Linked DNA regions of Homo sapiens: region 2 is linked to region 1. Evidence: chromatin contacts called from ENCODE Hi-C or POLR2A ChIA-PET data. All regions are on one chromosome and are shown on one strand. Each heading gives the region's core, a stretch centred on a gene start or an enhancer-like site at or near the end of the contact. The rest is flanking DNA. Distances are from core to core; before and after follow the strand shown. Region 1 overlaps IFT81 (intraflagellar transport 81). Region 2 holds the start of C12orf76 (chromosome 12 open reading frame 76).

Region 1 (5,468 bases), core at 1,186-3,685:
TAGGTGCCTGCCAACATGCCCAGCTAATTTTTGTATTTTTAGTAGAGACAGAGTTTTACCATGTTGGCCAGGCTGCTCTTGAACTCCCGACCTTGGGTGATCTGCCTGCCTTGGCCTCCCAAAGTGCTGGGATTACAGGCGTGAGCCACCACGCCTGGCCATACTGAGAATTTCTTGATGTAAAATGGCAGATATGTTAATGATTTTACGAGATATTATGTTCCAAATTTTCACTTTTTTTTTTTTTTTTTTTGAGACGGAGTCTCGCTCTGTCGCCCAGGCTGGAGTGCAGTGGCGCGATCTTGGCTCCCTGCAACCTCTGCCTTCTGGGTTCAAGTGATTCTCCTACCTCAGCCTCCTGAGTAGCTGGGATTACAGGTGGACGTCACCAGGCCTGGCTAATTTTTGTATTTTTAGTAGAGACGGGGTTTCACCAGGTTGGTCAGGCTGGTCTCAAACTCCTCACCTCATGATCTGCCCGCCTCGGCCTCCCAGAGTGCTGGGATTACAGGTGTGAGCCACTGCACCCGGCCCCAAATTTTCACTTCTTAATTAAGTGAATTTATATTGGATTTAATTATTTATAAATATTAAATTATAAAAGTGAAAAACGTTAGTAGCAAACAGATAATACAAAAATCTATATTTGTTGGTAAATGCATTTCCATAAAGGGCTAAGAAAATATCATTAAGTTATTTTGTCAGTAATGTATACTTGTCTGGTGGGACTGACATGATTAAAATGACCTCATCATAGAAGCTTACAACTTTAAAAAAATATAATTGTGTCTCACATTGCAATATACTTTAAATTTTGAACAATGCTTTAACAGCTTTTGTTTCATTTATCCTTCTGTCAGACTCATAAGATTAGTGGGACAAATAATATTTTTTATAGATGGCTAAACTCAAGCACCAAAAATATAATTTTCCATCCTCTTTTCATAAAATTAGCCCAGGAATGAATGAATAAATGAAGTCAAATATCTTAGTTTAGTGCTTTTTTAGCAAAATAAAGCAATAGGTCATATTTTAATTTGTAAACATTGCTTGGACTTTACCAATTTTTACAGGCTTTTAAATTTTGTAACAGCTACTAGATCTCAGCAAAAGCTATCGTGGAAAGCTACTCTTGTCCAAACCTCATTTTTGGCTTTGAAAAGTTATTGAATCCATACTGTTACAAATTGGCAGTGAACCTTCACTGTGCCAAACAAATGAATTGCTCCCATAGTACCACTTTTCTCTGTGGTACTTCAGGTTGTACCCTCCCAATGTGCCTTTTAGCTTGCTGGGGAAGTAGTAGATTCAGGAAGTCAACATGTGATTGAAAAATTCCCTTGGCTTTTAACATCCACTTCCAAATTGGTTTAAGACATGGGAGTGTTTTAAATGATATCTGGAAGTCAACAGTGTATGCTTCATGACATCTTTGCTGTCTAGAGAAAAAAATAAAAGATCAATTATGCAGCAGTTTCGCTTTACAAGAGACTATGCCACCTCCTAGCATTTTTATCTTTTCTTAAGAAAATGCTGCCTAAATCACAGGAAATACTAATTGTTATGGCCGTATTTGGCATAAATAGTACTTACAATTCAGTGTTAGATGTTCCCTCTATGCAAATGTGAGGGAAAAAACCTAGTGCCAGGTTATTAGCCTTTATTTTTGAGAAATCATGGTGAATAGGAGACGGATCCAATGACAGGGAAAAAAAAAAGCAGTCTTTTTTTTTAAGGGGAAAAAGATGTCATCATTTGGAAATGATAACTTAATTTTTGAACAATGTCTGGTCGGAAAAGAACAAATCAAGTAAGGTATTTGGCAGTTACCTAAAAGAACAGAAGGTATCGGGGAACATTAAGCATAATTTTATAAAGAACAAATCTTGGTATACCAGTTTTATTTTCTACTATGATAAAGTGATAGGCCATATGGACAAAAGAGAAGAAGTTTCTTATATTTAAAATTATATAATACAGCTGGAGGTATAATTCACTGAGGTGCCTGATTTAGTATCACATGGTTCACTGAGGTTTCTGGTTTGATATCACATAGTAATCTCCAAAAAATCATGTCCTTTGCCCCCCATCTGTTAAACAGTTGGTGAGAAGGTATTGATAATTAGTGGCATGGTGTTTGGAAAGAACACTATGCCAGGAATCACATGCAAAATGAGGAAAGGGGGACTCACATTTATTGAGCACTTTTTATACAAAGCTCTGTTCCAGGTACTTTGCAAATAGATACTTTTTTACTTCTTGTAAAAGGTGTTGTTACCATTTCCCTGTCACAGTTGAGTGATGCTCGAGGAGATTGCAGTTTCACACAGCTAGTAAGTGGCCAAGCTAAGACCCAGGACCTCTCTAAGATCTGTTGACCTTGAAGAAATTACTCGACCTCCCTGAGGCTTCTCTATCTGTAAAATGGGGCTGATTGCTCTTTATTATCTCTAGGAAAGGCACATGAAATAATAGGTGCTAAAGCTTCTGAGAAACTCAAAGGCTCAGTCAACATATAACACCTGGCATCTGAAAGTAATCATTTGCATGGGTGGTATGTTAACTATGTGTGTCAGAGGCAGCATGGTGGAGTGGTTAAGAGTGGCTCTAGAACTTGGTTGTTTGAGTGCAAATCCTGGTTTTGCCGTTTACCAGCTGGATGACCTTGGACGAGTTCCTTACCCTCTTTATACTCAGCTGTAAAATGTGAATGTTTGTAGTATGTAACTCCTAGAATTATTTTGAGGATTAATTGAACATGCTTAGAACAGCACTAGGCACATAGTAAATGCTGTGTGTTAGTTCTTAGTATTTGTATATTTTTGTCAATCACTTGGATGAAGAATTTGAAAGCTAGAAATATAGTTCACAGCTTAAAAGTTGAAACTAGTATTTCCCAGACTGGGAGCAATTTAGTGGAAATAAATATGAAATAGTTTCTGTTTAGGAATAAATAATTTACACAAATTTAAAATGGAATAAGATAGCATTAATGAGAATAATTCTAGCTGCCATTCTCTGAGCAGTTACTGCATGCTCAGTCTTGAGCACTTAAAAAATATAGCTTTAGTAATGGTTATACAACAGCAACATGAATGTACTTAAAGCCACAGAACTGTATACTTAAAAATGGTAAAAGTGGTAAATTTTATGTTATCTCACAATATACCCTAATTCATCCTCTCAGAAAGCCTCTGAAGTAAATATTACCTCCATTTTGTAACTTAAGAAACAGAGAAATTGAAATAATTTTCCCAAAGTTACACAGTTAGCATGTAAGAGACTATTGCCATCCTAATGGCAATATTTTATTGCCATCAAATATGATTCCTAAAATTTACCCATTCCTATAGTGCCTTGGAGATGGCACTATTAGAATGGGTAAATTTTAGGAATCATATTTGACTCTAAAGAGGACTACACTGTGAACAATCATTAATTGGGAAGTGTATATTTGCCAGAAATTATATGACAGCCATTTGTTTGGATGTAAAACTTTATTCCTTGATTGTCGATATGTAGTTATTTGATTGATCTTATCTTGGAAAAATTTAGGAACATAATGTTAATTTGCGTAAATGTAACAAGTTCTAGACATATACAGTGATTTATATTCTTTAGTCATTTTCTTTTTAGAGGTCCATTAGCAGTTTTTAGTTTGGTGGTGAAGTATACATTTTGATGCTTCCTACTGCCATTAAAGTTAATGTTCCAGATGTTACATACTGTCTAAGAGTTTTAGCTCTTCTGATTGCAGATGCTACAGATATTTTTTTCTTTACTAGGCCTTTTTATTGGTATTTCATTGGTTTTCCTTATTAGTAAAAGACGAAGTTTCTGGAAGTACTTCCCCCCCATTGTACTTTATCATTTTAACATTTTATTTTCATAAAGTAAGGCAGTACACAGGAATAAGCACAGGCATGTATTTTTCTCTTATCTGCCAGAGTTCTGACATAAGTAGGAATTGCTTGAACAGTTGAAATGATCTTCTCAGTGATAAAAGATACATTTTCCTACCCATCCAGTCAATCTTGATTTCTTTCCCTTCATACCAGTATTTGAAAGATGATAGAAACTACACTCTATTAAATGACTACATTTAGTTTAGAGATTACACCCTGCTAACATAACTGAAAATAAATAGTAATGAATATTTTACTGTTTTTATATCTCAAAGGTTTTTATATTGAATTTTAAGTATATCTTAATATAAATCTGGTTGAATTGATAGTCTCAAAATATTTTGATTGCTGTCATCTCTGAGGAAATGTACACACAAAAAATGCCATGGAGATTTGCCCTTTATCCTGATTTGTTTATTATTATCAATACTTTAGATAAATAATAATTTTTTAATTAGGCAATTACAACGTGCCATATATCATACTAGGCTTCTTATATACATTATTCTCATTTTTGTCATTGTACGACTCTGTAAGTACAATTTTTTTTTATTTAGGTTTCTTTTTTTTTTTTTTTTTCCCCAGAGACAGGATCTCACTCTGTCACCCAGGCTGGAGTGCGGTGGTGTGATCATGGCTTACTGCAGCCTGAAACTCCTAGGCTCAAGTGATCCTCCTACCTCAGCCTCCTGAGAAGCTCGGACTACAGGCACGAGCCACCATGCCCAGCTAATTTTCTTTTTTTGTTTTGTTTTGTAGAGATGTGGTCTCACTATGTTTCCCAGGCTGGTCTTAAACTCCCGGCCTCAAGCAGTCCTCCCACTTCGGCCTCCTGAAGTGTTAGGATTACAGGCGTGAGCCTGCGCCTGGCTGTAATTACTATACCCAGTTTTTACAGATAAAGGATCTGAGACATGCAGAGGTTTTAAGCTGACTTGCCTGACACCCCATTGCTAGTAAGTAGTAGAACCAGGAGTTGGATTTAGCAGTCTGGCTGTAGAGTCATCAATAGTTTGCACATGACAGAAAGCTGGAAGAAATAGTCAACCTGAAACACATGATGGAATTATAATTCAGAATCATCTTGGTAGATAGGGGCACTGTGCTTAAACAAAATGCCATTAATGGGATTATAATAAATATAATGTGGTAGAATTCAAGTTTTGTTTGCCAATTCAACACATCATCTGTTACTAACGCAGCTTTAAAAAATGCATAAACGATTATACTACATTAATTTTTTTAAAAAGTATCCTGTTTATGGTCTGATTATGCCTGGAGTATTATTTTATATTTTTGACTTCATGTTTTAAGAGACAATCATGCCAGAGTCCCACATGAGGGTGACTAAAATGGACAAAAAGTCTGGAAACTTTCATATCAATAATTGATTATGTATTAACTGAAACAAAAGACTAGAGAAAGACACAGTGGGAATTGATTATGTATTAACTGAGGAATAAAAGACTGAAGAAAGACATAATAAATAGTTAAAGGATTATGGAAAAGATGGTGTTCAGAAAAAAATTAACATGCAGGCCTGAGACTGCTATCCCTAGAAAG
Region 2 (5,468 bases), core at 2,199-4,698, 120 kb before region 1:
AAGGCCAGAAGTAATTTTAAGATCTTTGTCAAACAAAATCTCCAACCTACGTGAACTAAATGTCATGTCTTAAAATAGCCCTTGTTAACTGAATACCTGCCCTAATTTTCAAAAGTCCTGAATTCTGAGTTTCTATGGTTTGGACTACAATTGGACTTAAAGTTGTCTTATTCCATTTAAGAACATTTTCTTGCATCTCGCATTTTGGAAGAACTCCAAAAAAAATTTAAAACTCTCGGCTGTGCGCAGCGGCTCAAGCCTGTAATCCCAGTGAGAGGCCAAGGCGGGCGGATCACAAGATCAGGAGATCGAGACCACTCTGGCTAACGTGGTGAAACCCCGTCTCTACTAAATATACAAAAATTAGCTGGGCATGGTGGCGGGCACCTGTAATCCCAGCTACTCGGGAGGCTGAGGCAGGAGAATCACCTGAACCAGGGAGTCGGGGGTTGCAGTGAGCCAAGATCGCGCCACTGCACTGGCCTGGCAACAGAGCGAGACTCCATCTCAAAAAAATAAAAAATAAAAAACTTAAAACTCCCAAAGCAGGAATGCAGAAGATTGGAATTGGGGAATGGAAATCTACCTTTAAAAAATAAAAAAGGCCAGGCGCAGCGGCTCACACCTGTAATGCCAGCACTTTGGGAGGCCGAGATGGGCAGATCACTTGAGATCAAGACTTCGAGACAAGCCTGGCCAACATGGAGAAACCCCCTCTGTACTAAAATTACAAACATTAGCCGGGCACGGTGGTGGGTGCCTGTAATCCCAGCTACTTGGGAGGCTTAGGCAAGAGAATCACTTGAACCTGGGCGGTGGAGGTTGCAGTGAACCAAGATCATGCCATTGCACTCCAGATTGGGCAACAGAGTGAGACTCCATATAAAAAATAATAATAAAAATAAAGTTTAAAAAGGAGCTTAAAACCATGAGTTGTTAGGTACACAATGGCCATGCATTTGGGGCCTGATCAATTCTCCCAGTCGTCATCTTTTCACTTCTCCCTACACTTTGCATGCAGTGACAGTTGCCTGAATTGCAGGCCCAGGCAGAACCTTAAAAGAATGTTTTAGGGCGGGCGTGGTGGCTCACACCTGTAATCCCAGCACTTTGGGAGGCCACAGTGGGCAGTTCATGAGGTCAAGAGATCGAGACCATCCTGGCCAACATGGTGAAACCCCATCTCTACTAAAAATACAAAAATTACCTGGGCGTGGTGGCACACGCCTGTGGTCCCAGCTACTCAAGAGGCTGAGGCAGGATAATTGCTCGAACCCAGGAGGCGGAGGCTGCAGTGAGCTGAGACCGCACCACTGCACTCCAGCCTTGGCAACAAGAGCAAAACTCCATCTCAAAAAAATAAATAAATACCAACTGTACGGAACTGTCTAGGACAGCATTTCTCAAACTATCTATGGCAAAGGAGTAGTTTTTATAATTTCTAGTCTGTCCCAGACCACTACATAGCCCTACTGTGCATGACTAATAACCAGTTCCCTTCATCTGCAAAGCATTCCAGTTCAGAGACACCTAGAACTGGTCTCTAAGTGCTTGGATGTTGCAACAATGTCAAACTGTTAAGTTTCTAAACACTCTCAATTTCTGTAGTCATCTCTTTGCAGATAACATAGTTTGCAGACTCACACTGGTCTGCAGACTACCCTTTGAGTAGTACTGTTCCACAGCAGTGGGTATCCAATGGGGATTTGGCGTACCGTGGACATTTGGCAATGTCTGGAGAGATTTTGACTATCTTGATTAGGAGTAGGGGGTGCTACTGGTATCTAAAGGCTGGGGATGCCACCAAACTTCTTACAGTGTTTATCATAGCCCCCCCACTGCCCCTCGCCCCCTGAAATCATTTATCCAACATGTCGTAATATCCAGGTTGAGAAACCCTGTTCTGAAGGATCGAGTGGGATAATGTGTGGAAACTATTTAGTAGAGTGCTAGGTACACAGTAAGTCGTCAACACATGGCAAACACTGAGTTCATGTAGAGTCAAGATAATCCAAAATGATACTAATAGCCACTTTGTAGATATACAGATGTACCAAGGAGATACAGTGGGAAGGGAAGACTTTGGCGAGGGGCAGATTTATTGTGAAGTTTGCCAAGCTTTAAGTTCCAGAACTCCTTCCAAAGCCAAAGCCATGCACACACACATATTTACGCAGCGTGTGTGTGTGTTGAAGATATCCTCCCACAACTTATGTTTCAAGCCCCCAAACAGGTTCTAGTATTGGCCTCATCATTTCCTAGCTATGTAACTTTGGGCAAATAACTTCACTTCTCTGAGTTTCATTTTCCTTATCTGAAAAATAGAGCTGCAACATCAGGTGCGGTGGCTCACACTTGTAATCCCAACACTTTGGGAGGCCGAGGCAGGAGGATTGCTTGAGCCCAAGAGTTCGAGACCCCCACCTCTACAAAAAGTAAACAACAACAACAACAAAATGAGCCAGGTGTGGTGGTGCACGCCTGTAGTCCCAGCTACTCGCCCGGGATGCTGAGGTGGCAGGATCACTTAAACCCAGGAGGCCGAGGCTGCAGTGAGCCAAGATCGTGCCACAGCACTCCAGCCTGGGTGACAGAGGAGACACTATTGTAAAAGAAAAAAAAAGGGCTGCAAACCGTACGTTTCTCATTAAGTTATTGTAAGGCTCAAATGAATTCGCGTATACAAAGTGCGTAGCACAAGACATGGGATGTAGGAAATGCTCAAAAACTGTTATCATTTTTGCAATAAATACTGGCTCCTCTGGGAAAGAAGAGGGGTGGGGTAAATGATGTGCCTTGTTGCCTAGCCTGAGCCCACACTGCCAGAGAGGAGAGGACCCAGAATGAGACCCAGGTCTCCCGATTGCAGTTCATTCATGGGCAAGCAGTACATATTGAGAGCTTACTGGACACCATGCCAGGCTTGAGACCAGCCTGGCCAACATAGTGAAACCCCATCTCTACTAAAAATACAAAAATTAGCCAAGTGTGGTGGTGTGCGCCTGTAATCCCAGCTACTCGGCAGGCTGAGGCAGGAGAATTGCTTGAACCTGGGAGGCGAAGGTTCTGGCACATATTGAGCACTTGCTGAGAGGCAAAGTTCAGGCCTTCTGCCCCAGGCTTTTGGAGAGGGAGTCTCGGGGCCCCCTGAGGGGCCTCACCTGCACCCCCCGCACTCACCCATCTCCCCACTCTATCCCCTGTCCGCTCCGTACATGCCCGGCTCCAGCACCCGGAGCAGTGAAAGCTCAGGCACTACCCGCCGCCCGCCAGCCCGAGGGCCGCTCACCCAGGTTCTGCCCTCGCAGCACCGCGTACGGCCGGCTCCGCTCCAGCGGATCCACGGGGCTCGGGGCCTCTGCCTCCCCCACCAGGAGGCTGCAGAGGCCAAGGTACAGCCACGGTAACGCTGGACGCAGCATCTTCCCCAGCCCTGCAGAAGCAGAGAGGCCACTTCCGTCGCAAGCCCTGCCTCTGTCTCCTCCCAGGTCTCTCTGCGTCGCTGCCACCGCCCTTAGGGCGCGCGTCATTGCCATGGTAACTGTGCGTCCTGGTCTAAGTTCCGCTTCTGCCTAAGATTTGTTCCGGATTAACGTTCCTCAATAACTAATGTTTCCCCCGGACCAACTTTCCGTTCAGATCAACTTTCCGTCTGTGCCAACGTTCGCCGCGATTACCGTTCTGCTGTGGTTAGCGTTCCCTCATCCATTGGGGTCGAGGTCTTGTAGGTCCATTTGGGGCCTATTGAAGATTTTTTACGAATCCATGCATTTTCTTATTAAACCTTCATTACGGGCCTGGAAAATAGATACTGTGTTTCTATAGTACAAATGCCATCTTCTCAGGGAGCCCTTGCCCAGACATCCTTTTCTAAAATTGCAACCCTCCCTTTCCCTTAATGTACATTCTCCCTACCTTCGTTCTCTTCCATTCCCCCCATTCACTTTAGACTCATCACCATTTACCTTATACATTTAACGTACATTTGATGATTTTCTGAGGACCTGCTCCGCCCTAGCATGTAAAGTCCACGAGCACAGCGATTTTGTTCTTGCTCTCTGCTCTGTCCCAGAGACTGGGGGAGAGAGAGACCCTCTCATTTTGTTTTATATTGTTTTATACTCAGTACCTGTTTTAAGAAGAAACAACAAGGAAGTGAAACCAAAGACGGGCAGCCCGGCGCCAGGCCCGAAACCAGGCCTGGGCCTGCCTGGCCTAAACCCAGTTTCATGTGTGTGAAGAGACCACCAAACGTGTGTGAAGAGACCACCAAACAGGCTTTGTGTGAGCAACATGGCTGTTTATTTCACCTGGGTGCAGGCGGGCTGAGTCCGAAAAGAGAGTAAGCAAAGGGTGGTGGATTATCATTAGTTCTTACAGGTTTTGGGATAGGCGGTGAAGTTAAGAGCAATGTTTTGCGGGCAGGGGTGGATCTCACGAAGTACATTCTCAAGGGTAGGGAGAATTACAAAGAACCTTCTTAAGGTTGGGGGAGATTACAAAGTACCTTAAGGGTGGGGGAGATTACAAAGTACATTGATCAGTTAGGGTGGGGCAGAAACAAATCACAATGGTGGAATGTCATCAGTTAAGGCTATTTTTACTTCTTTTGTGGATCTTCAGTTACTTCAGGCCATCTGGATGTATACGTGCAAGTCACAGGGGATGCGATGGCTTGGCTTGGGCTCAGAGGCCTCACACCCAGTAGCTAAAAATCAACTCATAACTTAGAAACCGATGTTATTCATAGATTCCAGACATTGTATAGAAGAACGTTGTGAAACTCCCTGCCCTGTTCTGTTTCTCTCTTACCACTGGTGCATGCAGCCCCTGTCACGTACCACCTACTTGCTCAAATCAATCACGACCCTTTCATGTGAAATCTTTAGTGCTGTGAGGAGCCCTTAAAAGGGACAGAAATTGTGCATTCGGGGAGCTCGGATTTTAAGGCAGTAGCTTGCCGATGCTGCCAGCTGAATAAAGCCCTTCCTTCTACAACTCGGTGTCTGAGAGGTTTTGTCTGCGGCTCGTCCTGCTACAAGACTAGAAGAGTAGCATATTATATTCAGTAACTGTTTGCTGAATACATGAGGGAATTGAGCTAAGTGTTTGGCCCAACACTGCACACACAAAGTGGCAGAGCTAGAATTTGACCCAAGCATAGTTTTGAATCTGGAGGCTTTACCACCTCACACATTGCCTCACCTCCTGAAGGTTTGATTTGTAGTGGGATTAGTATCATTCACCTCACAATGGATGTGCAATACAAATGTCAGAGGCGTGTGAACCAGAGCAACTCCATCTTAAATAGGAGCTGGGTAAAATGAGGCTGAAACCTACTGGGCTGAATTCCCAGACGGTTAAGGCATTCTAAGTCACAGGATGATATAGGAGGTCAGCACAAAATACAGGTCATAAAGACCTTGCTGATAAAACAGGTTGCAGTAAAGGAGCCTGCTATAAACCAC

What was found. Hi-C counts contacts between places; a loop is a spot of excess contacts on that map. ChIA-PET counts read pairs that join two places held with the same protein, here RNA polymerase II (POLR2A). Pooled maps may share reads with other maps.
Region 2: a loop to region 1 is called in a pooled map, with 2.0 times the contacts of the local background. The contact joins the promoter of C12orf76 here to the enhancer-like site in region 1. A Hi-C loop is called at or near these places in 1 of 37 single-sample maps with no recorded cell type and 2 of 50 pooled maps. POLR2A ChIA-PET finds 5 or more read pairs at or near these places in 3 of 52 experiments (GM12878, HEK293 and activated CD8-positive, alpha-beta memory T cell).

The regions. Positions count from the first base shown.
Region 1 is chr12:110,163,381-110,168,848 of GRCh38, forward strand. The region is part of intron 11 of IFT81 (intraflagellar transport 81); the gene reads left to right. Among named protein-coding and RNA genes, the nearest start is that of IFT81, 42 kb to the left of the region's middle. Within about 2 kb of position 2,436, at least 2 of the 41 ENCODE cell types and tissues checked have a DNase peak (open chromatin) inside an H3K27ac peak, as active enhancers do; they include GM12878, where a contact is called at or near this core.
Region 2 is chr12:110,045,074-110,050,541 of GRCh38, forward strand. C12orf76 (chromosome 12 open reading frame 76) reads right to left here and starts at 3,449. Exons shown (of 2, transcript NM_001389625.1): 1 at 3,290-3,449. The coding sequence starts at 3,422. RefSeq lists a silencer at 3,158-3,217 and an enhancer at 4,138-4,397.